2 separate regions of the Homo sapiens genome follow, and region 2 is linked to region 1. The links are chromatin loops, found by intact Hi-C in ENCODE. Cell type or tissue: prostate gland. All regions are shown on one strand. Each heading gives the region's core, and the rest is flanking DNA. Links, peaks and the distances in the headings are about the cores only.

Region 1 (8,205 bases), core at 1,502-5,501:
CTGAGGCAGGAGAATTGCTTGAACCTGGGAACCTGAGAGGCGGAGGTTGCAGTGAGGGAAGATGGTGCCACTGCACTCCAGCCTAGGCGACAGAGCGGGACTTTGTCTCAAAACAAAAAAACAAAAGATTGTGTAGGCACCACCTCAGTTGATTATTCTGTGTAATCTCATGTCTGTAGCGTACATGTGACTAGGGCAGAAATAATTCAGAATAATCTCAGATTAGGTCAAAATGGAAGTCTCCTGTTTAAGAATGAGGAGATGTTTATGTGGCTACTACAGAGTTAACCACATGTCATTGCAAAGACAGTGAGTTTTCAAGTTAAAGGGTTATGAGGATTTTAAATTAAGAAACCCCAGGGGTCTAGTTTAATGGTGGACAAGCCCCAGAGAGACGATCTGATGGACCAGATAAGTTGTACACAATTCTGTGAAAATCTGTTAACTCCAGGCCCGGGCAGCTTAACTTCTTGACATGTCACCCAAATATAATTGTTAATGCCGTGGGAAAGAGTCTTGAGCAGCGGTAAGTTCTGTAAAGTCTGTGAGTGAGAACTACAAGCATGAATTATTACAGTGGGGCCAGATCAGAGTTATGTTTTAGGTTCTCATGATTAGAGGAAGCCAGGGTTTTACATTACTGCAGTATGTGGCCCCTAAGCACCCGAAATGTGGCTGGTTCGCCCTGAGCCATACTGTGAGTGTGGAACACATACCAGTTTTCCCAGGCTTAGTAGGAAAACAAGGGGAAACTGTCTTAATAAAACCTAGATCGATTACGTTTGAAATAATGTGTAGACAGATTCGGTTAAATAAGACATATTACAATGAATTTCACCTGTTTCTTTTTTCCCCTTATTAGTATTATTATTTTTTGAGACAGAGTCTCAGTCTGTTGCCCAGGCTGGAGTGTGGTGGCATGATCTTGGCTCACTACAAACTCTGCCTCCTGGATTCAAGCAATTCTTGTGCCTCAGCCTCCTGAGCAGCTGGGATTACAGGCATGCACCACCACACCTGGTTAATTTTTGTATTTTTAGTAGAGATGGGGTTTCACCATGTTGGCCAGGCTGGTCTCAAACTCCCGACCTCAGGTAATCTGCCTGCCTTGGCCTCCCAAAGTGCTGAGATTATAGGTGTGAGCCACCGCACCTAGCCTTGAATTATTTTTTTGTTTTTATGTTTTCATTTTTGTTGTTTGGACAGGGTCTTGCTTTAAATCACGGGAGTACAGTGGTGCAATCATGGCTCACTGCAGCCTCCACCTCCCAGGCTCAAGCAATTCTCCTATCCCAGCCTCCTGAGTAGCTGGGACCAGAGGTGCACACCATCACACCCAGCTAATTTTTTTCTTTTTTTGTAGAGATAGGCTTTCCCTGTGTTGCCCAGGCTGGTCTTGGAACTCCTGGGCTCAAGCGATCTTGCCGCCTCGGCCTCCCAAAGTGTCAGGATTGCAGCTGTGAGCCACTGCACCAGGCCCCTCCCCTTTTTTAACATGGATACTGGGAAATTTAAAGTTCATAGATAGGTGGTTCCCCTTTTAGATGAAGGATTTACATGAAAGATGGTTAAAGAAGGAAGAGCCATAGATGTGTGGGTTATGATTCTGGCCAGTGAACTTTGTGGAAAGTCAAACCTGGCTCCAGTGGGGAGTGCTGTGAATAAGTCTGGGGGGAGATGATCTGTATTTGCTTTTCAGATTACCCCACCTTAGACAGAACTTTGTCAGATTGTGTCCCACTGGCTGTGATCTGACTGGAAAGTGAGGAGACAGATGTGTAGCGAGAAGACTGAGTCGCTGCCTCCTTGGTGAGGCAGAGGCAATGGGGCTTCACCCTGGGGAACCCTTGAGGGCAAGGGTGGTTACTCAAGACTTGGAACAGCCCTCTTGAGTAAAGAACTCTATTGCTCAACTGTGGGACCTTTAAAGGAAGGCAGCTGTTGCTCAAACAGAGACGTCTGGACCCTCAGAATCCGGTTGTTCAAGTTTCACAGCCCATATGCAAGACAGCACCATTGAATTCTCCAGTGGGATGGAGACCGCCATGATATGCAAGACAGATCTTACCCCGCCAGTGACAGATGGGAGCGATAGAGCAGATTCCCACAGAACCTGTTTGTGAAGCTGCAGGAACACTTGTGCAGTGTGCCCTTATAGAAAAGTTAGATTTCTGTTTGTGATTTCCTTTCTCAGGGTTGGTTTGGGAGGGTCTGTTTTTGAGCCGGGCCCAACGGTTCTCTTTCCGGAGCACCAGGATCTTGCGCTTCTGCCCAGAAGCTGGGTAGCTTTCTTGGCCACACTGAATGTCCAGCCTTACTCTTGGCTTTTACCAGTTTAGGGGTCAAGGGTTGACCATACCAGTTGTCAGTAGTAATACCTAGAGGGCTAGCAAAACGAGGCTGACCTTAAGCTTCTTTTAAGTTTGTCTTTTCTTTGTGATCCTGGATCCGGAGTACTGGTCAGACCAGTCCATATCTGGCTGATTATTATCAACAAAGTAAACTTAACTCTGTGGCCAGAAACAGTCCTTAGCATCCAGCAGCTTAGGTTTACCAGGTGAAACTGCCAGAACTCCGTGGTTGGATTGCACTCAGGGCAGGGCCTGGTAATGCAAGGAGTTGCACAGGCGGGGTTCCCACGCCCCCAGCCCCTCCCCGCCTTGTAGGCTCACAACCAGTTATGGAATTTATCTTGTTATTAGGTTTGTCTCTTTTTGTAGAGAGTTGATGGATAGTTGTTAGCATTTTGGTGCTTAAGGATGTCTGGATAACTGCATGGGTTATAGATTCTAGCCCTTTATTGAGGACCAGCTTCTTGGCTGCTTGGTGCTCTGGCTCTGGGCACACTGGTTTACAGAAGATGAGAAGACACAGTCTCTGCTGATAAGAAAATCATGCTTAGTTGGACTGATCATTGTCCATGCAAATAAGTATCTACACTGAGGGGCTTAGGAGAAGCAAAAGAACGAATTAATTAATTAATTTATTTATTTTATGTTGGAGTCTTGCTCTGTCACCAGGCTGGAGTGCAGTGGCACGAGCTCAGCTCACTCCAATCTCAGCCTCCCAGGTTCAAGTGATTCTTCTGCCTGAGCCTCCTGAGTAGCTGAGATTACAGGTGCCCGCCACCATGCCCGGCTCGTGTGTGTGTGTGTGTGTGTGTGTGTGTTTAGTAGAGACAGGGTTTTACTGTGTTGGCCAGGCTGGTCTGGAACTCCTGACCTCAGGTGATCCACCCGCCTTGGTGTCCCAAAGTGTTGGGATTACAGACGTGAGCCACCGCACCTGGCAGTAAAAGAACGTATGAATATGCCTTCATAATTACCAAGATAGGACAGTGCCTCCTGAGCAGAACATCGAGAAATTCTGGAGCCTAAGGCCCTGGGCAGCTGGAAAATACCGACGTTTATTTGTGTTTTCAATTGGCGCTGTTCTCATATGTGCTCATTTGACCCTCTTAATAATCTTAGAAGTCATTTGGCCAGGCCCAGAGCTTTCCTTTGTTGATGGTGAAACGCTGAGGCCCTGTGAAGTTGCATGATTGGCCCAAGGTCTTGCAGCTAGGGAGTGGCAGGACCCAGCGCGGGGTTTGTGGGCGGATTCCCGTGTTCTTGCTGCACACCATGCCACATCCATGGCTTAAGCCTCTGCAGGAGCTTGGAGAGCTCTGAGGACTGACAGCCTTTGTGTTTCATATTAGGGGAATTTGGGGCCTGGTCTTGGGGAGAGCAATATGACCGCTGTAGTTGTAGTTGTGATCGGAGGGACAAAGAAGGTGTCCATCAGAGAGGTTTGTGCCAGCGGTTTAATTTCCTTTATTTCAGGACTGGAAGTTATTTAAATTACTTTATAGACTTCCTGTTTCCTTCCAAGAGCTCATTAAGTCCGTGCTGAACTGCTTGCTGGGTTGCCATAATGGAGTGCCTGGATCTGCAGTTCCCGTTCCGTCCTCCAGGGCACCCAGATTGGAGAGGCACGGGCGAAGAGTGGAGGGGAAAGTTTGAACAGCTTGTTTATGGTGACCCCTTTAATTGACATGCCATTAGGACTCGACATTTATTATTTTCCTCAAGGATAAAGCGTGCCCTGGACTCTGGACTCTGTAGAATATTTTCTGAAATGTGTTAATTTCACCATCCCATTTTGGAGAAGGGGCAGGCACCTCTCATCTGGCTGTAGGAGTGGGAACCCTGTCTACATTTTTGGTGATTGGAGTGCAGCATTGGACTAAATGGGGCGTTAGGAGCAGATTACGGGGAAGGCTGAGGATTCCCCTGGTGATCAGGAAAACACATTGGTGTAATTGGATTACCTTAACCCTTCATTTAACTTGATGGGAATGCTTTCAAACAGGGGTTCCGGAATATTGCTACAGCTTTTCAACCCTGTCCACAGGCAGCTCTTGAAGAGATGTGCATTTGACTAGATGATTTACCTTGAAACCTGCCAAGAGAATAATTTTAGGAAACACCCCCGCCCCTTGTGCCTCTTTAATTGTTCCGTCAGGAGGAACCTTGGTGCTGAGCACTGGTTCTGTTGAGAAGTGCTAATTAGAAATAATAGCTACAACAAACAAGTGTTAGGAGGCAGCCTAAGTGATGTCAACATCAAGAAGCTGTCATTGGCTCCCTGCAGATGTGCGGGCCAGCTGTGAGGCAGGGGAGCCTGCTGCTCCCTGCCATCCACCTGGGGAAAGGTAGAGGAGGTAGGAGTCGGATAGGCTGCCATAGCCAGGCCCCCTTGGCTCGATGACTTTTGTTCCTTGGTTTGAGGTTCTGTTAATGCACTCTAAGTCCCATTGGTACTCAATATGGACTCAATTTCAGCTGGTCCAGAAAGTCTTGGGGGAATCCCAGAAATGGCACCTGGGGGCTTGGGGAGGGGAAGTCATTCCATCCCAGGAGGCAGACAAGAATCCTTCTGAAGGTGGAAGTAATACAGCGACTTAAATATAACCTGAGCCAGACTTGCATGTCTAAGTGAATGCTGAGTCTTAAATATTCATTTACAATGTTAAAGTCTATAATTTCTTCATAAAGAATTCTAAAATAATAAAGATGACCTGGTAGGCAAAATTCACTTGTATTTTCTAAAAGCTTTTGATAAGGTCCCTTATAAAAGATTAAGAGAGAACAAAACCACAGTGTGGCACAAAGTCCTTGTTGTGGATTAAAAAATGATTAAGTGATAGGGAACAGAAGAATTCTGGTGGAGACCCACTGCTTGTAGCGGGGAGAGGTTAATAGAGGGGTGTCTGAGAAATCTGTCGTCGGGGCTGGAGTTATTAAGTATATTAATTGTTTGGAGAAGGAAATGGAGGGTGAATTAGTGCACTCGGCTGCTGCTACCCTGGTTTTTATAACTGGATTCAACCCAGAGAGTCTCTACAGCCCCGAATGCATTGGGGGATCGGGCAGCACAGTGGCAGAGGAAATGAAGTTTGAAGACGTCTAGGGTGTAATTCAGGTTGGCAGAAAGTCTGGTCCACGTGGGAAAGCTACCATGCCCCCTGAACTTGCCGCCTCTCCTGAGGACAGAGGTTCAGGAGTTATCGTGAGCAAACAGCAGTTCAGTGAAGTGACTTTTTAAGTACAAAACAGATAAAGGAAATTGGAGTGGGGAGTGGTGGGCTTGAAAAATAAAGGGTTTTCTTAGGAAGGATGAAACAGGCGCTGCTGTGCTGTTGGGCATCGCTTGTTGTCCTGTTAGAGTGAGGAGGGATGATTCTTTTCGTCTGACAATGTTCTTTTTTGTGCAGTTTTAGGTATTTTTAGAGTCATGAGGAGGGCAGCTGCTCTATTTGGAAGTGCTCACATCTTTATTTCTCAATGGGGATTTTGCACGTTATTCTGAAACATGTTAATACATGTAGGCAGCTAACGGTAGGGGGGCCTGTGGACAGGTCTGGTGGAATCACCAAATCATAGCAGATGATACTACGGATCTCTTAGCATAGACCACATGGCCTGGCATCTAGAATCTTGTGATGCGAACAGTGGGCCATACAGGGTGCTTGGGTGAGGAGTGATTTTGGTTGAGTGGGTGATAGGAGCAGGCAGCCAGGCTGGCCAGCCAGGCCGGGGGACCTGTCTTCATGTGTCCTGCCTTTTTGCAGTTCTTGTTTTTTTTGTTTGTTTGTTTGAGATGGAGACTAGCTCTGTCACCCAGGCTGGGGTGCAGTGGTGCGATCTCGGCTCACCACAGCCTCCACCTCCCAGGTTCAAGCGATTCTCCTGCCTCAGCCTGGGAGTAGCTGGGATTACAGGCGCCTAGCGCCATGCCCGGCTAATTTTTCTATTTTTAGTAGAGATGGGGTCTCACCATGTTGGCCAGGCTGGTCTCAAACTCCTGACCTCAGGTGATCCACCCGTCTCAGCCTCCCAGAGTGCTAGGATTATAGGCAGGGGCCATCGCGCCTGGCCTTTCTGCAGTTTTTGATGCCCCTCGAAGGCTCTTTGGTGCCTTCCTTCCGCGGCTGGAATGAGTTTCGTGTGCACGGCCATCCACCTTGAGAGGTTGTACCTTTCTGAATGGGCTGTTCCAAGCAAGCCATACATTTCTTTCTTGGTCAGTCTCCTTTATTTGCTAATTTCCTTTTGCTGTCTGTCTCTTTACATGGGTGCCACTTTAATTAAGACCTAGAGAAGTGCTGGCCTCCATGAGAAATGTGGCTGAGTCCCCTCTTTTGGCTGTGAGTAAATGCCTTTGTGTGGGTTGGGATCCCTAGGAGGCACCCCCCTAGGGAATTTTTGCAATCTTGGCCGAGCATAGTTAGAAGCTGCAATTACTACTTGGTTGCTAATTACCCAGCCTCACATTAGATCCGTTTACAGGGAGAGCTTGGAGCCTGTCAGCAAAGGTCAGCCGGAGGTCCTCTCACTAAACAGCCCTCTTGTGATAGCTGTTGGAGGGGAAAGGCATTAATGGGGGAAGGCAGGGAAGCTGGCTCTGGGCTGTAGGATCCTCGCTGTGGGGGATGGGAGAGGCAGAAGTGCTGTTGATGGCTGCAGAGGTCAGAGAGGCTGATAACCCATCTCATAACCTTTCTCAGGAGGCCTGGAGGAAGGCGGAGAAACGCTTTCATTTTGGAGGCTCTGCTCTAGCAAGGAGGGAGATGGATACTTAGAAGAAACTAGGACCTGTGGGTTGGGGACTTTTAATGGTTGACTATGTGAGAAAGATCAGTTCGGCGACAGCCTCTGAGAGTGGAAGAGACCCCTCTGCCCCCAACTCAGGGCATCATTTCTGTTGTTTCTTTGTACTGCCTATACTGTATTATTTGCTTTACATTTTTCTTTTCACGGGATCCTCCGTTATAACCACAAATACCCACCTTAGCATCATCCCGAGCAATTGTGTCTGAGGAATCACAGGCTCGTGCTGGTTGGATTGGCTCAGATAAACATTGACTGGCTAATGACCAGAATGTACAAAGTTCACCCACTCCCACCTGGAACCATCTAGCCCCTGGCCAGTGTTGCGTGGGTGAAACACCCTGAAAAAAGATGATGGAAAAGACACTGGCCTGGAAGTCTGAGTACTTGTGTGTGACCATGGACAAGTCTCTCTGCTTCTCTGAGCCTCAAAAGTGAGAATACGGCCTTTGTTGGATTGCTATGCAAATGACATGAGAACATGTTCTTTGTCTGTATAAATGTTAATAAATATTAATATAAGCATTAATAGCTAACCCCTATTAAGCATCTACTGTGCTAAATACTTCACTGTCTCATTAATCCTTACAACCCTATGGGGTAAAGATGATCCTACACCCATCATATGAGTGATGAACTTGAGGCCCAAAGTCTGTAGCAAATTTGCTGCTGTTAAATGGCCTCTGCGCTGGGATGCCAGCTCAGAGCATATACTCCTAGCCACGACAGCAGTCCCTCTTTATCCTTGGGGAGACATTCCAAGACACTTAGTGGAATGTCTGAGAGGGAGGATAGTATCAAACCCTAGGTAGACTATGTTTTTTTCTCTACCTACATGCCTATGATAAAATTTAATTTATAAATTAGGCACAGTAAGAGATTAACAGTGATAACTAATAATAAAATAGAACAATTAAAACAATATCCTGTAATGACAGTTATGGGAATATGGTCTCTCCTCTCTCTCAGAATATCTTACTGTACTGTAATGTGGGTAACTGAGGTCATGGAAGATGAAGCCTCGGATAAGGGACTGCTATACTATATTATC
Region 2 (8,205 bases), core at 1,391-5,390, 140 kb after region 1:
TCGACATTTAAGTTCCCACCACGGGGAAGGTGGCAGTTGGCGTTTCTTGCCATTGGGGGAGATGTTCCACAATCCCTTTTGTCAGTCCTTGTCAACAACTTATCTAGGCTGCAGTTGCCTTTCTGATTTCCTATTGCAATGAGTCAAATTTGTAAGCTTCTTCACGTGCTGGAATAATTGGAAAGCCAGAGAAGGACCCCTGCGTTTCTCTGGCGCGAGCATTATTTTCCATATTCCTGGTGCAGGGTATTGAAATAGATATATTTTAATGTTTGCTTTTTAAAGGGGAAGGTTTCTCTCGATTTCCAGATGAATCTTGGAACCTTTCTTTCACTCCTCCCTCTGCTGAGGTGATAAGAGCTGGCTCAGAGGATATACTGAGAATGAATCCGTTTTCGTTCCTCTGTCTCTGCAGAATGAATTAGAATTTGCCTGATTTAATAAAATGGCTTCATCTGCCTGCCATCTTTTCCATCTCCAGAGTATTTCTTCCTTAGTGGCCTGCCCTTCTATAATGGGTCTCAGCTCCATATCTCCTTATTACAGGCTGGTGGTTTCATATGTAATGCATTCACTCATGCTCTCACACACACACTGTTTCACACGCGTGCACGCGCTCCAGCGTTGGGGGATCCTGATGGCTGAAGGTGTGGAAATTTGTCACCAGATCTCATTTTCCCCATTGTCAGGCATGATGGTTATAATTGATGAGGTTGGTGCAATTTGCCATCCATCTGCCATTAACCCCAGCCTTGTGGAGTTGACGTGACCACAATGTAGAATATATTTTGGGAGAAGAGGGAGAGGTTGAAGATGGGGAATTGCAGCATAAATCTTCTCAATCTGCCCCAGCCCTCTCTCTGTTTAATTGGAACGTATTTATCTCTGCGTACAGTAGAGTATTTTGCTATCTCCCCATTGCCCTCAGATGGACTGATAGGAGTTTGTTGTTTGAATTTGGAATGTTTTTTCCATTTGACACCCCCCCCCCACCCACCAATTTGTGTTTTAATTTCTATTTCCTAGGTTGATTTTTTTTTTCTTTCCATTTTGACACTAATTATGCCAGCCGCATTGGGAGTGCGCACTGCTGGGAGGTACCCAGCTAAGTGTTAAGAAGGGTTTTAAAAACAGGCTGAACTCCCTCTTAATGAGGCTCAATCGGGCTCTCCTCCGGGTGGTTTTGTTTTGCTGATCTGTCAGTTTTTCAAGGATTTAATTGCACTTTTTTCATATTAGTCTTTGAAATTGGCCTATCCAATCTTGCTATAAAATACATTTTTTAAAAAAGCAAAAAGTTTGTGGTTTGTCCCTCCCCCCTTATTGTTTGGGAATTTTTACTTTTTGCTCTCATTTGTCCAGGACCATCTTCTGCCAGTCGTTCTTGGGACCCAGAAATAGTGAAGAGCCAGAATGGGAGTGGCAGGAGGGGCCTTGGAGAGCCCGGATTTGTAGGCCTCAGAGGGAGTTTCCCCATTCTTTAAGCCTTCCCTCTTTAGGGCTTTAGTAATGCAGCTTGGCTTATATCTCCTCTTCCAGATTTGCTCTTGATCAAGGGCAGGGAGAGACTCGCACACAACCGCCATTTCTTTCGGTATAGAAGTGACAGATTCCATAAAGTGGTGCCAGGCCGGCTAACCACTGTCTCGAATCCTCAAACATGGGAGGCAAAGAAAAGGAAAAGTCCAAAAGCTAGAAGGCAAAAGTTAGCAGGCAGGGGAGGGAGAGAAGCAAGGCCATATCCTTTATGCTAGTATCTTTATGGCATAGAAAACATGCTTAGAGCAATCAGCATGAAATTCTTAATTGCTTCGCTTACTTCTGCTCTCCTCATGGGACAGATTGTGCAAATGCTGGAGCTGCCAGGACCCTCATGTTAGCACACTGTCCCTGCTGCATACACTATTTTTAACTAGTGCTTTGTTTTGCAAAGATGCACAAAGCTTTTTCTTTTCTTTTCTTTTCTTTTTTTTTTTTCCTTCTCAAGGATGCTAATAAACAGCGGAGGCCATAAAGAGCTATTCCAGCCACCTTGACAGCAGCTACACTTTATTAGTCTGTGCACCTAGCTCTCTCCTCCTGCCGCTCAGCCTTCTGCTTCCTCTCTTTGGATTTCTTCATTCTCTCCCTTTCAGCATGAGTTTTGGCTTTTAAAAAAAAAATTCTGTGACCAAACCAACTTCCTTTTCTTCCTTCCCCGCCCTCCTGAATCTGATTTGCATCCTTCTACTGCCCTCTCTTCCAATGCCTACCTTCCTCTTTTGAGATTTCCAGTCTCCTCTCATGAGAATGTAAAATCCAAGAACCAGATCTCAGAGATTTCAAAATAAAATAAAAGTAAACTCTGCTTAAAAAACACTTTAGCAGGAAAGCCAGGCTAATTGTAAATCAATGGGTCTTAAAATGCAGCATCGATCTCCAGTTAGAAGTTTGAAGGGGAAAGCAGTAATTACTGCACCAGAAGGTAGTTTTTCCTCTTAGTAAGTTCTGGGCAGAAAGAAGGCTCATTAGGGCAGCACTTCAGAATCTGAGTAATTAGTTTAAAAAGTACTTTTGTGGTGTTATTCCCTTGGCTAGAAATTATTGGAGTCTTCACAGATTTATAGCTCAATTCTGATAAGATTTGATTTCTTATTGTGTTTGGTGGTAGAAGAACCTTGATCATAATCACCCAGGTGAAGATTCAGGGAAGCCTGGATCAGACAGTCTTTTTAGAGTGGGTGGGGTTTAATTCTTTAACAATTCCTGCTATTCATAGTATTGAAGGTGTCCAACTTAGAGCCTTAGCATGGTGGCCCTGTTAGACCACCCAGGGTCAACCTTGTCATCCCTCAGGTGAGCAAACAGAGTCAAAGAGGTGATTTTCTTGTCCAAGTACATGTTGACGTGATGGTTCAATGAGAAAGCTCTGGACATAACACAGCCATCTTATGTTACCTAAAGTGGATCTACTGGAGGGTAAGTTCCATGAGGGCAGGCTTGTGACTCACTTGTCCAGTTGGATCCAGAATGGCTGAAACCTAGGAGGCATGAACGGATAGTTTAACTAATGACTTAGTGAGCAAATAAAGGAATAGAGGACTCTTCTGTTCCAAAGAGAAAGCTTCTAAGCTCTTTTCTTTGGAGGAGAAAACTACCATGGGGAGCGTTCTGTCTGGTTAGGTTATCAACTGCCACTCTTGAGCATTCAACATTACAGAGAACAGAAGTAGCCCCTCTCCCTCTTTTTTTAAAAAAAGGAAACTTTTTATAAAAGGAACTTGGTTTTGCTTCTATGAGGAGTCATCAAGAGATCTTTCTCTTCCCTCATTTTTTACTTAAAAGAAAATATACAACTTAAGCAATACTTTTAAATCATCCATTGTTGCACAGCTGTCTCCATTTTGGGACATTATCTTTTTTGTGCCTGTGTAGTAGTAATAGCCAGTCAAATGTATGTGAGAGTGTTTTGTCCACTTAAGAGATGTGAAGTTCTTAAATTCTTCCTGGAAAGTTTCAGTTATCTGTGCTGTTTCTCAAGGGAGGCTCTCTGAGGAGTGCGCTCCACTTTTAATCTAGAAATAGACATCAGATAGAGCGGTGGTTTGTAAAATTTTATTAGCGGAGCCCTCTTTTAGAAAAAAAATGCAAACGAATTTGGACCTAGTATATAAACAATGTTTCAAAAGGCTTGAAAACTATAGTTATTTTAGGAGTTCAGATTTTTAACATTTACTTATTAAGTTAAAAAATTAGAACAAAACAGAGTTGATCAACAGATCAAAATTAAGAATTGTGGAAGGTAGTTAAATAGTATCAACTAAGCTTCTGTTTTGTTTCTATATTTTGTTTTAGACAATTTCTGTATAATCCTCTTTCATACAGAAGTAGTTCCAAACAGGACTGGTTTTAATAGCCTGCCTTGCAATCCCAGAAGAGTCTTCCATTAAGTGAAAATGGCAGAAGTTTTATGCTAAAGTCTACGCAAAAGCTGTTTAACTTGGCCACGTAACTAGTTCACCTGGCCGCCAGTGTGTTAAATTTTGGCATATATCACATTTGAGCATGCCTTATTATTACAGCATTTTAAATGAAATTGAGGCCAGGTGCGGTGGCTCACACCTGTAATCTCAGCACTTTGGGAGGCTGGGGTGGGCAGATCACTTGGGGTCAGGAGTTTGAGACCAGCCTGGCCAACATGGTGAAACCCCGTCTCTATTAAAAATACAAAAATTAGCCGTGGTGGTAGGGGCCTGTAATCCCAGCTACTCGGGAGGCTGAGGCAGGAGAATCTCTTGAACCCGGGAGGCGGAGGTTGCAGTGAGCAGAGCTTGCACCACTGCAGTCCAGCCTGGGCGACAGAGTGAGACTCCATCTTAAAAAAAAAAAAGTGAAATTGGAATCAAAATGTGCAGAACCCTTGTGGTATTTGGGAGCTCCCCAGAGAGGAATTTAGACACCATTATATTAATACTGTAGGAACTCTAGTCAGAAGTACACTGGGACTTTTGCCGTTGCAAGAACCCAAGAGTACTCTCTCTGGAAGACTCGCCGTGGTGTTGAGTGGCTGATGAAGAGCCCCTTGTCGGGGTATCTCCCTGTCACCCACATTGGGTGACCTTTGCATAGAATGTGCAATCCTGTTTCATGTAAAGTCACTTCGTGGATTGCAGAGGTCTTGGCCTCCCCTTGGAGGCCTCTTGTCCCTCTTCTTCCTGGTATCTGTTGGTCCCCACCCTGAGAGTGTAACATCTGGCTGGGGCATCTCTCTCTGGTCCCTGCCCTGTCTGCTCAGGACTCTCCTCTCCTCCGTACTGTGAACATGGAAGTGATGACGTTCCATGTGGAAAAAAATGGCACTTTCTATTTATAAGTGAAAGGAAATATTTCTGCTGTTTATCCTAGAAACCCCGAGCCATGCTTTCAGACGCTGAGAATTATGTCCCTGCACCGCAGCCTCAGTCAGGCTCCTGGGCCCTGTCACCACTTGGCCCAAAGCTACTTTCTCCCCCCAACCCCATCTGCTTCCCACCAGTTTTCGTTGCTTGCACCCCCTCCCCTTGAGTCAAATGTTCCTGCTTGCAGAGTTTATTAATAGCTCTAGCATCATTGAGTAGTGATTTTTCTTCCTTTTTTGATTTATTATTTTTTTTAATTTTAGGCTTTTAGAAACAAATCTGGAATAATATTTCAAGCTGCTCCCATCTGGGGCAAACTCCAGTCAATCCTTTGAGCCCAAAGCACATCTTAGGGGGAGGCATCCTCCACGTTTCCTCCCAAAGCTGTGGGCCTGGCGAGCCCGGCCTCTTTGCTCTGGTGTTAATGCCCTGGTGATCACTGGTCATCAGTAGTCCAGCTCTACCATGGTCCATGGTTCTGTGGACCCACCCTATATCCCCAGTTCCTTGAGCCTCCTCTAATCAATGTCCCTAAAAACTTCTCGCTGCCCAGAGAAATTTTTTCCCCAACTTCGACTCTACAGTGATATAAGTGCTGTTGAAATGATTGACTATGTGTATTTCAACACACATGAAAATAGCACTTGTGTGCACAGATTTACTGCACACTTGGTAGTGACAGTGGGATGGTCGTTCGTCCTGTGGTAAGTCCTTTTCCGTACTGAAGCGTAGGAGTGAAGATGGGCAGGTGATGTTTCCATGTGGGACCTGTGGTCTGAAGTGCTAAGTGAGGTAGACACTGGTGGGTGTGACTTTGTAGGTGTGACAGTAGGTGTGACTGTGGCTTGGGGAGGCTGGGGTCAGGAAGGCTTCCCCAGGGTGGGCAGAGGGCTGATGATGGCTGTGGCTTGTGTTTTCAGGCTGGTCCCATCTGGAGTGTTGTCCCTAGTCCAGTCTGGGGCCTGAATCATTTCTATCAGTGCCTAACCTAGAAACATCTGATTTCTCTAATCCTCTTGTTTGCTCTGACAGTCCCCCGACCGTTCCCACCTTTTCTTTCAGCTTATGTCCCCTGACGTAGCTTAGCACTTTTGTCATCACTGGAACACGGAAAGGTGATTTTCAGATGGAAGGGTAGGTGTGAATTTTTTTTTTTTTTTTTTTTTTTTTTTTTTTTTTTTTTTTTTTTTTTGGTAGGTGAACTCCAAGTGGCAGAGAGCCCACCTGGAAGTCAGCTGAGAGCTGGAGCTCTAAGTAAAGGCACTCTTGACAGGGCTCTGTCTCCTACTCTCGAACAACCAGGGAAGTGAATGGCAGCCGTTGGCCAGGAATTGATTGCATTAATTGATATGCCAATAAGAACGCTTGTTACATCCGCCATTGGTTAGGAGGCCAGCTAACAAGTCCGCTGATCAATGGCACCAATAAAGATTTCATCCATTAATGAGGAACGTGGTAATTAATGTTATCCATAAACCTATTAGCCTGGCTAGCTAATGCACTGGTTAGTGCCATGAGTGGCAGTGTGGAAAGTGGGCAGGGCATGGGTTGGGACTTAGGCAGGATCGTGGGCACCATCTTGGCAGGATCGTGGCCTCATCTTCAGGCAGGTTTATTCCAAACGTAAGCACATTTCAACCTCCTGGCAGAGAGAGAAGTCAGGCTGAGCCGGCTGGGCCCCAGGCTGGAGTATGGCTGAGCCCTGCTTTTGTCCCCCTACCTGCTGGGAGGAGACCAAGCCACGTTTTTCTCTTGCAGCTCCTCTGGCTGCAGAGCTTTCCCACGCAAGTCTCTCAGGGGCTGTTAGGGGCGTAAATGGAATGACTGAGTTCCCGGGTCATTCCAGTCCCAGCTGGGCACACTGTCCCCAGGGACACTCTCCGTCAGTGGCTCACACGCACTGCCCTGTGCTCCTGGAGGGCGGGCGTTGGCCTCTTCTGGGAACCATGAGTGAGTGGTAAAGTAATTAACATCCCCCACCCCCGGGCTTCATTAGGAAGAAAAATTTTGCTAGACGAAAGAAAGAAGGAGAAACAGATGATTTGAAGCTGTGCCTTTTTCCTTCCCCCCTGGTTTTTTGAAATGACATCAGTGGGTTGTTTGCCAAGCATAACCTGGCAGCCCGGCGCTCTGCCTGCCTGCCTGAGATTTCTGGGGACCGTGCAGCTCGCCAGCTCCAGCCGTGGCAGCATGCCAAGGTGACGTTCCGTGACTAAGCAGAAACGAGGGAAAGGGAAAGAGGGAGGAAGAAGGTATGTGTGGTTGGGGAGCTGGGGGAGAGAGTGGTCCTGGGTCTGGGCGTGGCATGGGGAGATGAGGAGGCATGTCTGGGGGCATCTGATCAGGAGGGCGGGCAAGAGGGGCAGGCACTGGCAGGCCAGGAGGTGTTCCAGTGGCATAGGGGGTGGGAGGGGGGGCACAGGGTGATGGCCGCAGACCCAGCCTGGGAGGCCGCCGAAGGGGTCTGACTTAGGAGGGAACCAAATGAGCCACAGTGAAGGTGACAGCCCAGAGGGCCTGGAACTGTTGAGGAGGAGGCTTAGGAAGCTTTTATCAGCATCAGGCCTGATACTCCACAGCGGAGTTTCCTTTGCATTGTTAGGTATTGACCCTCAGAGACCCCTTGTGGATTCCCTAATTGAAAATTAATACTAGATCAATGCCATGGGCAATTTGCATATTGATCATAAACAACTTTGAAGGCACCGAGTGTGCGGCAGATCAATAGGGCTCGTGAATAGGCTGCAGAGGGAGCACCTCCCAGTACAATGCGCTCCGAGAAAGGTTAATGATTTAGGAAGTTCCTAACTGCTTAGCGCAGGGAACAGCCCCCACACCACACAGCATCCCCAAGAGCAATTAGTGCCAGGCCTGAGCGCCTGCCCTCCATTCCCCCTCAGCACCCCCATCCCCAGGAGCGGAGGGAGGGCCACTGTGCTGGTGTGAGGCAAGGGGCTGGCGACCTGTGTTTTTACAGTTGCCTTTTTTGGTGATGGATGAAGTCTTGGGGCAGTTTATTCTGGGAAGCTACTGTAAAAGGCAGCAGCTAAGTTCAGGCTCCAATCATTGTCCTGACCCCTTCCCCAAAACACAGTTCTCCTGATGATGTGAATGGAATGAGATGGAGGAGGGGAGGAGCCTGGCTGCACCCAGCCTCCTCCCCCTCGGGCTTCAGATCAATGTGGAACCTACATTAACGTTTGCTTTAAGCCGTGATGGGTTTGGCCCTGGTTTGCTTCCTGTTCCATTCAGCTCTCATCTTTGGGCTTTTATGTCTTCGCCCATCGCTTACTCTCCCCTGCTTTGCGTCTGCTTGTTTTTGCTCTGG

What was found. A loop is a pair of places that touch in the nucleus more often than their neighbours do. Peaks named below come from ENCODE experiments on the same cell type or tissue, not always from the same donor. Only the 100,000 strongest peaks of a DNase experiment are listed, where the experiment ranks them.
Region 2: a loop joins it to region 1, with 2.5 times the contacts of the local background. A loop is called at or near these places in 5 of 110 quality-filtered maps.

The regions. Positions count from the first base shown.
Region 1 is chr16:72,991,072-72,999,276 of GRCh38, reverse strand. The region is part of intron 1 of ZFHX3 (zinc finger homeobox 3); the gene reads left to right. Among named protein-coding and RNA genes, the nearest start is that of ZFHX3, 53 kb to the left of the region's middle. In prostate gland, for the core only: a CTCF peak has its summit at 3,937; DNase peaks (open chromatin) are centred at 2,006 and 2,546; H3K27ac peaks cover 4,000 bases.
Region 2 is chr16:72,847,725-72,855,929 of GRCh38, reverse strand. The region is part of intron 4 of ZFHX3 (zinc finger homeobox 3); the gene reads left to right. Among named protein-coding and RNA genes, the nearest start is that of ZFHX3-AS1, 190 kb to the right of the region's middle. In prostate gland, for the core only: no CTCF peak of the experiment used is centred there; no DNase peak of the experiment used is centred there; H3K27ac peaks cover 343 bases.